3 separate regions of the Homo sapiens genome follow, and regions 1 and 2 are each linked to region 3. Evidence: chromatin loops called from intact Hi-C (ENCODE). Cell type or tissue: PC-3. All regions are shown on one strand.

What was found. Hi-C counts contacts between places; a loop is a spot of excess contacts. Peaks named below come from ENCODE experiments on the same cell type or tissue, not always from the same donor. Only the 100,000 strongest peaks of a DNase experiment are listed, where the experiment ranks them.
Region 1: it touches region 3 in a loop (6-fold over the local background); 3 of 110 quality-filtered maps call a loop at or near these places.
Region 2: a loop joins it to region 3, with 4 times the contacts of the local background. A loop is called at or near these places in 3 of 110 quality-filtered maps.

What each region holds. Positions count from the first base shown.
Region 1 is chr5:124,948,628-124,951,127 of GRCh38, reverse strand. LOC107986391 (a long non-coding RNA gene) reads right to left here and starts at 276. Exons shown (of 5, transcript XR_001742528.2): 1 at 1-276. In PC-3, no CTCF peak of the experiment used is centred here; a DNase peak (open chromatin) is centred at 1,087; H3K4me3 peaks cover 298 bases; H3K27ac peaks cover 2,010 bases.
Region 2 is chr5:125,294,440-125,296,939 of GRCh38, reverse strand. The region is part of intron 4 of LOC101927421 (a long non-coding RNA gene); the gene reads right to left. Among named protein-coding and RNA genes, the nearest start is that of LINC02240, 200 kb to the left of the region's middle. In PC-3, no CTCF peak of the experiment used is centred here; a DNase peak (open chromatin) is centred at 1,199; H3K27ac peaks cover 1,234 bases.
Region 3 is chr5:125,407,896-125,410,395 of GRCh38, reverse strand. No RefSeq gene overlaps it. Among named protein-coding and RNA genes, the nearest start is that of LINC02240, 84 kb to the left of the region's middle. In PC-3, no CTCF peak of the experiment used is centred here; a DNase peak (open chromatin) is centred at 1,505; H3K4me3 peaks cover 1,452 bases; H3K27ac peaks cover 2,500 bases.

The DNA.
Region 1 (2,500 bases), 460 kb after region 3:
CACTTGGCTTCCTCCTGTACATCTGTCTCCTCTATGCATCTCTTACAAAGATCTGTCATTGCATTTGGAAGCTACTTGAATAATCCAAGATAAGCTCCTCTTCTGAAGAAACATAATTATATCTCCAAAGACCCTTTTTCTGGATAAGGCAATATTCATAGGCTCTGCAGGTTGAGAGGTAGACATATCTTTTGGGAATGGGGGCAAAGGAGAAGGGTCACCAATTAACCATCTCCACAAGAGACATAACTCAAGAAGAAAGCATAAATGGGATTGGTATTTCTGTTTTTGGAATTTTAGATTTAGAAGTTTAATATCTATTTTCTGAGATAAAAATCAGAGTAAGCAAAAAAGAAGAAAGCATAATCACTGACAAGAAGGCAGGGCAAAAGCAACACCTTCTGACTCTGAAGTGCTGAAGGTTGAAGGTAGGTCCAGACAAATCCGTAAGACTGTCTTTAGTGCTCCTTTCCCCGACTTTAGTAATAAAAAAGCTAATTACACAAAAACTTTAAGTCATTAGGAAGCTCAATTGTGGAGCTGATTCTGTTTAAATCAAGCCTGAATGAGTAAAAGTTAGTTTTATAATTTTGGAGGATTTCAAAGTAAAAGAAAGGTATTCAAGAAAATGTGTTTAAGTAGCGCATCTCCATTCTCAGTGATTTTGGACAAAATGATGTGTGGCTGTAACTTCCTTTATGGTTAAATTGTAAGATATTATGTATTACAACATGATCGAATATATGCCATTTCAAACCATGCCCAAGATAAATGACCCATATTTCAAGTTAAGCTTTTTACATTTGAAAAGAAGACAACAACCTTGGACCATTACTGAATCCCGGAGCAGAAAGACTGATGTAGCACATATTCTAAATATCATTTGAGTTGAAGGCAATGAAATTTGTTATATTCTATGATATTTGAGAACGTATGTGAGCTTTTTAAATGTGCTCCATGGTTCAGTACTATTAAGTCCTGATACATCCAGTTGATGCATCGCGTCATCAACCTGCCAGCAAGCCCTTGGAGAGCCATTTGTCCCTGGATCCAAATCAAGTATGTACCCTGACTGCTAAAAAATATTTTGTTAGACTAAATGACTGAGCTATCTTTACGGGCCTGCCAAATGAATTATGACAAAGGTTGACCACTTTGGGCCCTCAGGCAGTATTACCAAAAGAAAAAGAAAAAAAATCTGTTCTTCCTAGTTGCTGGTCTTCTCCAGAACAAATGCCTCATTCTTTCTTTTATGAATCTTAGTTGAGGTTCAAGGTTCTTGCACTTTTTTATCTTGGAACTTAACAACGTACAGATGTCATTTATCCTGTACATTGTGTCAAGAGACATATTTTAAAGTTGGTATATAATGTGATTTCTCTGATTCCTGAATCTAAAGGAAGTTGAGGCATAACGGAAAGAGGACAGGTGTTGGAGCTCGACTTACCTGGGTTCAAATTCCAGCATTACTACTTAGTGGGCTCCACATCTTTTTAAGTGGGATAATAGTATCTACCAATGGGATTGCTGTTATGGTAAATGGTGATTAAGTGCCTAACAAACTGTAGGCACTTATACAAAGGCGGCTTTTGTTATTACCTGACAACAACAGGCTTTCTCTAAAATTGCTAACTAAAGATTTGCAAAGATAAATATACTAACTTTGAATATGTATAAAATAACAGGGAGCAGTTGGGCCTATGGCCAACGGAAAAATACATAATGTACCTGAAGGCATTCAAAAACAAAAAACAGCAAAACAATTACAAATAACAGTAACAACAACAACAAACCCACTGTGCCTACCTGACCAAACCATTGGTCTCTAAACATTCAAATTCAAACACTGTATAATTTAAGAAAGGTCATTAGAAATTAATTTGCCTTTCAGCAAATTTATGTACCAGACAGGCAAAAGGCTTTTACATTTTTTAACAAATAGTTTTCAAACTCATTTTAAGTTTCCCCTTGTTCCTCTGACCAACACATCCTAACTTTGTTTTACTGCTCCCATGCCGATTCAGAGATCTTGAACGTTCAGACAACCACAAGAAGGGTATTCAGTTTCTCTGTCTGACTACCTGAATTCCCGGGAAAGCCAACAGAAATAGAACAGAATGGAGTTACAGAGGATGTTTCATTTCCTTCAGGCTTCTGCCACATTTCTATGATTTTCTTCACGGTAGAGGCCCATGGAACTATGTAAATAGCTATGACTTCTCTAAGGAAAAGACTGAATTTTTAGTTGTATTACATTTCCTTGTATTTTATTATTGTTCTACATTGTGTTTCAGGAAAGTTTTGGAAAATACAAAGATTTTACCCATGGGAGGGAAACTGCTAAAAACAATTACCTGGGTTTGGAGCTTTTTTTCAAAAAAGGTTTTCCTTTCGCAACTATTTGGGAGTTTACTTCCTTGCAAAAGATGCGTTTTCTGAAAATTTTCCATTGGCAGCGGGCCAATGCCATAATTACTTTCAATTAAACCCTCAAGTGTTT
Region 2 (2,500 bases), 110 kb after region 3:
GGAACTGACGTCTTGGCCCAGATTTCCTTCACTAGGATATCCTGCCTGTTTGTTTTTCCTTTCAAAATGACCTCTTAATGCCTAGGTCAGCATCCTTTGCATCCTTATCTCCCACCCAATTGCTGGCTTCTAAGAGATCAAAGAAGGGTTAGGGCTTGGACCTTCAGCACTATAACTGCACTATAACTGCCCCTCCATCCCCTCCTCCACACTGGTCTCATTAGTAGCATCCCAGCCCATCTTTTCACCAACCTCTACCTATGGACCACATACCTTCCCTTTTGGACCAGCATACCCACAATAGCCAAGGTCTGGAGGAGCAGCTGAAATTGAGTTAACTCTTATCATTTAAGCACATCACCATTACTAACTACTATTATTTTTAAAGAATTACTTTGGTAGAATAAACAACAGAGGTTAAACTCTCTATGTACAACTATATTTCTTTCCCAAAAAGAAGGAATTATTTTTTAGTTTAACCTGAGTAAATAACTATATCATAAACTCCAGTTGGTAGGAGAGAAAAAAGTATATATATATATATAAAGAGAGAGAATGAGAATTTCAAATTAAACAACTGATTGACTTCTAAAAGAGGTTTTGGAACCAAACTTGTAAATCATTCATCTCCTTTGGGTTTGATACATTAATCACCAAGCGGGCACCTATCTGTTTTTTTTTTTTTTCTTTTTTCAGAGACAGGATCTCACTCTATCACTTAGGCTGAAGTGTAGCAGTGCTATCACGGCTCACTGCAACGTCCACCTCCCAGGTTCCACCTCCCACCTCAGCCTGCTGAGTAGCTGGGACTACAAGCATATACCACTATGCCTGGCTAACTTTTTTATTTTTATTTTTTAGAGACAGGGTCTTGCTACGTTGCCTAGGCTGGCTTTGAATTCCTGGACTCAAGTAATCCTCCTGCCTCGGCATCCCAAAGTGCTAGAATTACAGGCATAAGCCACAATTTCGTCCCAAACTTCTGATCTTAATTTACTTTCCCCAATGGGAGGAGTAACTTGATGGGTTGACTGAAGTATTCCAAACTAGTAAATAGTTAAAATTTCCAGTGTGTATCAGTAACTTATTGCTGTGGCCTGCTGAAAGTGCCCGAAGATGGTAACTGCTGTGACTCACTTCTCTGAGGACTGATGACAAATCCCCCAAGTAAACTGATTATTGGACGAGGTGCAGAAGTTACCTTGCTTCTCTTCCAAGGTACTCACAACATTCAGGATTTAAAGAGCTACCATATCATTCACATCCAAAGAAAGCCAGTAGTTGATTAAGCTGACTCATCTCAAAACTATAGCTGACATTAATGTAAGAGTGAAACTTGGATGGAATCCAAGAAGAACAAGAAAAAGAATGCAAGTTTTTTCAAGGGTAGAGACCAGTATATATTTATCTCTGCATCCCTATAATTTAACATAATTTTCCTAAACTAATTTATTAGGTTGGTGCAAAATTAATTGCGGTTTTTGCCATCAAAAGCAATAGCAAAAACCACAATTGCTTTTGCACCAACCTACGTTCTAACTGTAGGATTTTTGCCAGTTATTTATCATCTCTCCTATGAACTTAGATATTTTTCTTTAAATAGACATTAAGTTAAATTGTTTATTGTACTTAGCCAAATCCTGTGAATTCCTTCAGAATTTTGTGTGCTTGTTAAATTTTACTCTGTATAAATCAATTATATAGACACATATATTATACGTAAACAATCATTGTAATAAAATCATCACATATGCAATCTGTGAGGCACACAATTACACTTTAAGATACACTGGCTCACCTCGGTGCCTGGAAAGCAGAGTAAAGGCTGACAGATGAAAGGATGACACAATATTCCAACCTCCAGCATCACCAAGCCAACCCTCCCTCTTTCCATGAACCTGGGGCTTATCTGACAGTCCTTGTCAGAACATTGCTCCAGATAACTGCTTTGAATAATCAGAATAGCCAAGAGATAAAACCAACTTGCCTTCCTGACTGTAGCAATTCTCTAGTAGTGCTCAAGTTGTTCAAGGTCTTTGCCAAGTGCTTTATATGGCAGTGGCACTCTTCACCCACCAACAGTCACTTGAGGCTATTCAGAAAATTTTCTGGAGCAGTGATATATTTCACTGATCAGCATACCCCCTGTTTGAAGAATGCATTTGCAAGACAGTTGGTGCAGATTACAGATGTTAGTGATAGACCACGCCCTAAGATTTTTCTTCATCAAATCTGGAATCCTACATATAAACAGACACATATAGTCTGAAACTGGGTGGCTTTTTTGTTTATTTGTTTTATGTATTTGTTTGATCGGATTAAAAAGCTAACAAAGCTTTGTTTCTTGCAAAAGCCTGCTCTTAATTTTATCAACCTGCACTGCAAATATATCCATGACGTTGGTATTAGGTAGACTGGGGAGGACAGGGTAGAGATCACAGTCCCCATTCATCAAGTTATCAATGCTGATATCTCATGCCTATCAGGTCCACCAATGCTA
Region 3 (2,500 bases):
CAGCACTAGCCTGAGACAAACCTGGCTCCTTCTGTTTCATTTTTAATACACTCTGTTTGGGTCCTATCACATGGTTTGTGTTCAATTAGATAGCTTGACTCGATAAAATCTGACTCTGACCCAGAAAAAAAGGAGAGAGAGAGACTGCTCCTGACTCCTGCTTAAGCTTTTGCAGGCACTGTGACCTGTTTATGTCAATGGTAAAGTTTAAGAGATTCCTATCACAGAACCACATCATCTTCTGGGATCTTAAAAATACAGAAAGCACTCGAGGACCCTGGCCCTCCTTTGTCACTGCAAAGCCCTTCAGTGCTGTAAATCAGTCCTCATTGGGAGCTCTTATACACCAGCCGTCACCGATAAGCTTTGGAGAAGTAGACAAGGCTTTTAGGAATTGCTGAACCATGAAGTTGACCTGCTTAGGGTTTTGTTGTAGGCTATTAAATCCGGGATGGCCGTTTTAAGATGATTCCGCTTTCTTTTTCCCTTGGCCTGGTTAAGCAACTCTACCCCCACCTCATTATTTGACTGATTAAAAAAAAAAATCAGAATGGAGCAACCTGCTGTTTAAGAATACTACCTTCACACATCAATTTAATGAGAGTGACTTATGCTGACGTAGTTTACGGGCTCAAGCAACTTGACGCTAATTTTGCAGCTAAGAAAAGATTTACTAACTGTACATACTGCTCTGCTTTTGTTGGCAAGGGTACCACGATTCTTTTCTCCAAAAACAAACTCTAAATCTTTTGTAAACATGCATTATTTGGTTAACACATTGTAAATGGATCCCAGTTGTGCAGCACAAGCACTGTTCACTATTATGTAAACAATTATTCACTGAAAGCCTTGCTTTAAATTGTAAATGAATATATTTCAGCTGTAACATTGCTTTCAGACCTGCCCAGTGGTATAAATCTGGTCATTTGTTTTTTGCACTCTGCCTATTACTAACCGGTTAGAAATGTGCTGATTATTTGCACAAGCCTTTCACACTGCGGGCACAGTTAAATTGCTGTTTTATTTTTCCTGTGTTTGATGAGTGTTAACAGGAGCGCCATTTGAGGAAACCCAAACCAAATACAGCTCTTTAATTGGGGTTGGAGTGTTTGGGAAAAGCCACCCGGTGAGTAATTCCACTGTTTAATGTTTGAAAGTTCATCCACCTCACTATAGGACTTATGACAAGATTAATTAAAGGGAGTTAACAAAAATGCAGGGCTTTGCTCAGCCAACCAGAATAGCTTGAAATACGGCGCACTCACTTGCAGGGATGTAGATTATTTGGTGCAAGGTCTAATTCCCAACTCTCTCCTTTAAACTCCTGTCATTGCCAAATAGCTCCATTTTAAATTCAGTATCTCTTCAAGAAAGCACAATCTGGAGAAAAAAATATGACAGAGGTATCTCATTGGGCCCCTGTGACTTCCTTTGCTCACAGGGTACGCCCAGTGGCTGATGAAAGTTTCAGCTGACTCAGAAAGCCTTGTCTTTTTATTTCCCCCTAAACAGTCAATGATTCATTTTTAATGTTTCCCCACCTCTTGTGGTTTAATTGGGTTTCAGTAGTGTGCTGATCTGCAGAGCTTGGAAGACAGAAATAATGACCTTGGATGATCTCATTGGTGTGCACCAGAACAAGTGTAGTTTTATTGAGCTCTGTTGCTAGAACTGCAAAACTGTATGTTCATTAACTTAGACAGTGCTGACCTTAGATCAAGCCTAGGATAATGGGAAAAGCCCCAGATTCCAGCCCTGGATTTGCTCCTGACTTTGCACACTCATTTTACCTCTGTGAGTCTTGCCTGTGGCATAGCCGGGTTGGATGGCACCATCCTTATTGTTCCTTCTGAAACTGAAATTCTCAGATACCTGCAGTGCATAATTCTACCTGCTCTTTCACATCTATAAATAAATAAAAGAGGAAGACTCAGTGATCAAAAGATATGGTGTTTAATAGCTAAAAGGACGAGGCTTTTTATTTCCACATTGAACATTAGAAAGGGGATCTGCAGTTTTTTTTGTTACTGAAAATTCTGTAGAATTCAGGTAGAATAGGTATGCTTCCTTCTGTGGCTATTCTTTGCAACTTAAATGACTATACTATCCTTAAGTAAACCACACAAGAAATACTTTGTAGATCTACAATGGTTTGTAATTATATTATTTATAATTTGTTTAATATACTTTCCCTTATAGTGAACAGGACTCATGCTACCTTTTTCTTCCTAATAATCTACTTATTCAGATAGTCTATTTTGCATATTACATTCAATTTAGGTTGAAAGAATGAAAGTAATGTGCACATCAATAAATGGCTGTGAAAATTAAGATAGAAGACTTTTTTGTCTTCTCTGAAACTTTCTCTTTTCTAGATACTGATGCAAGTTATCACTAATGACAAATTGGAATCATAAGCCTTGAGTACAAAAAGTCCATTTAAGGACAATTATGAGCTTTGTCATAATGGAAAATACAGGCATTGATTTCTTTTCCTCTG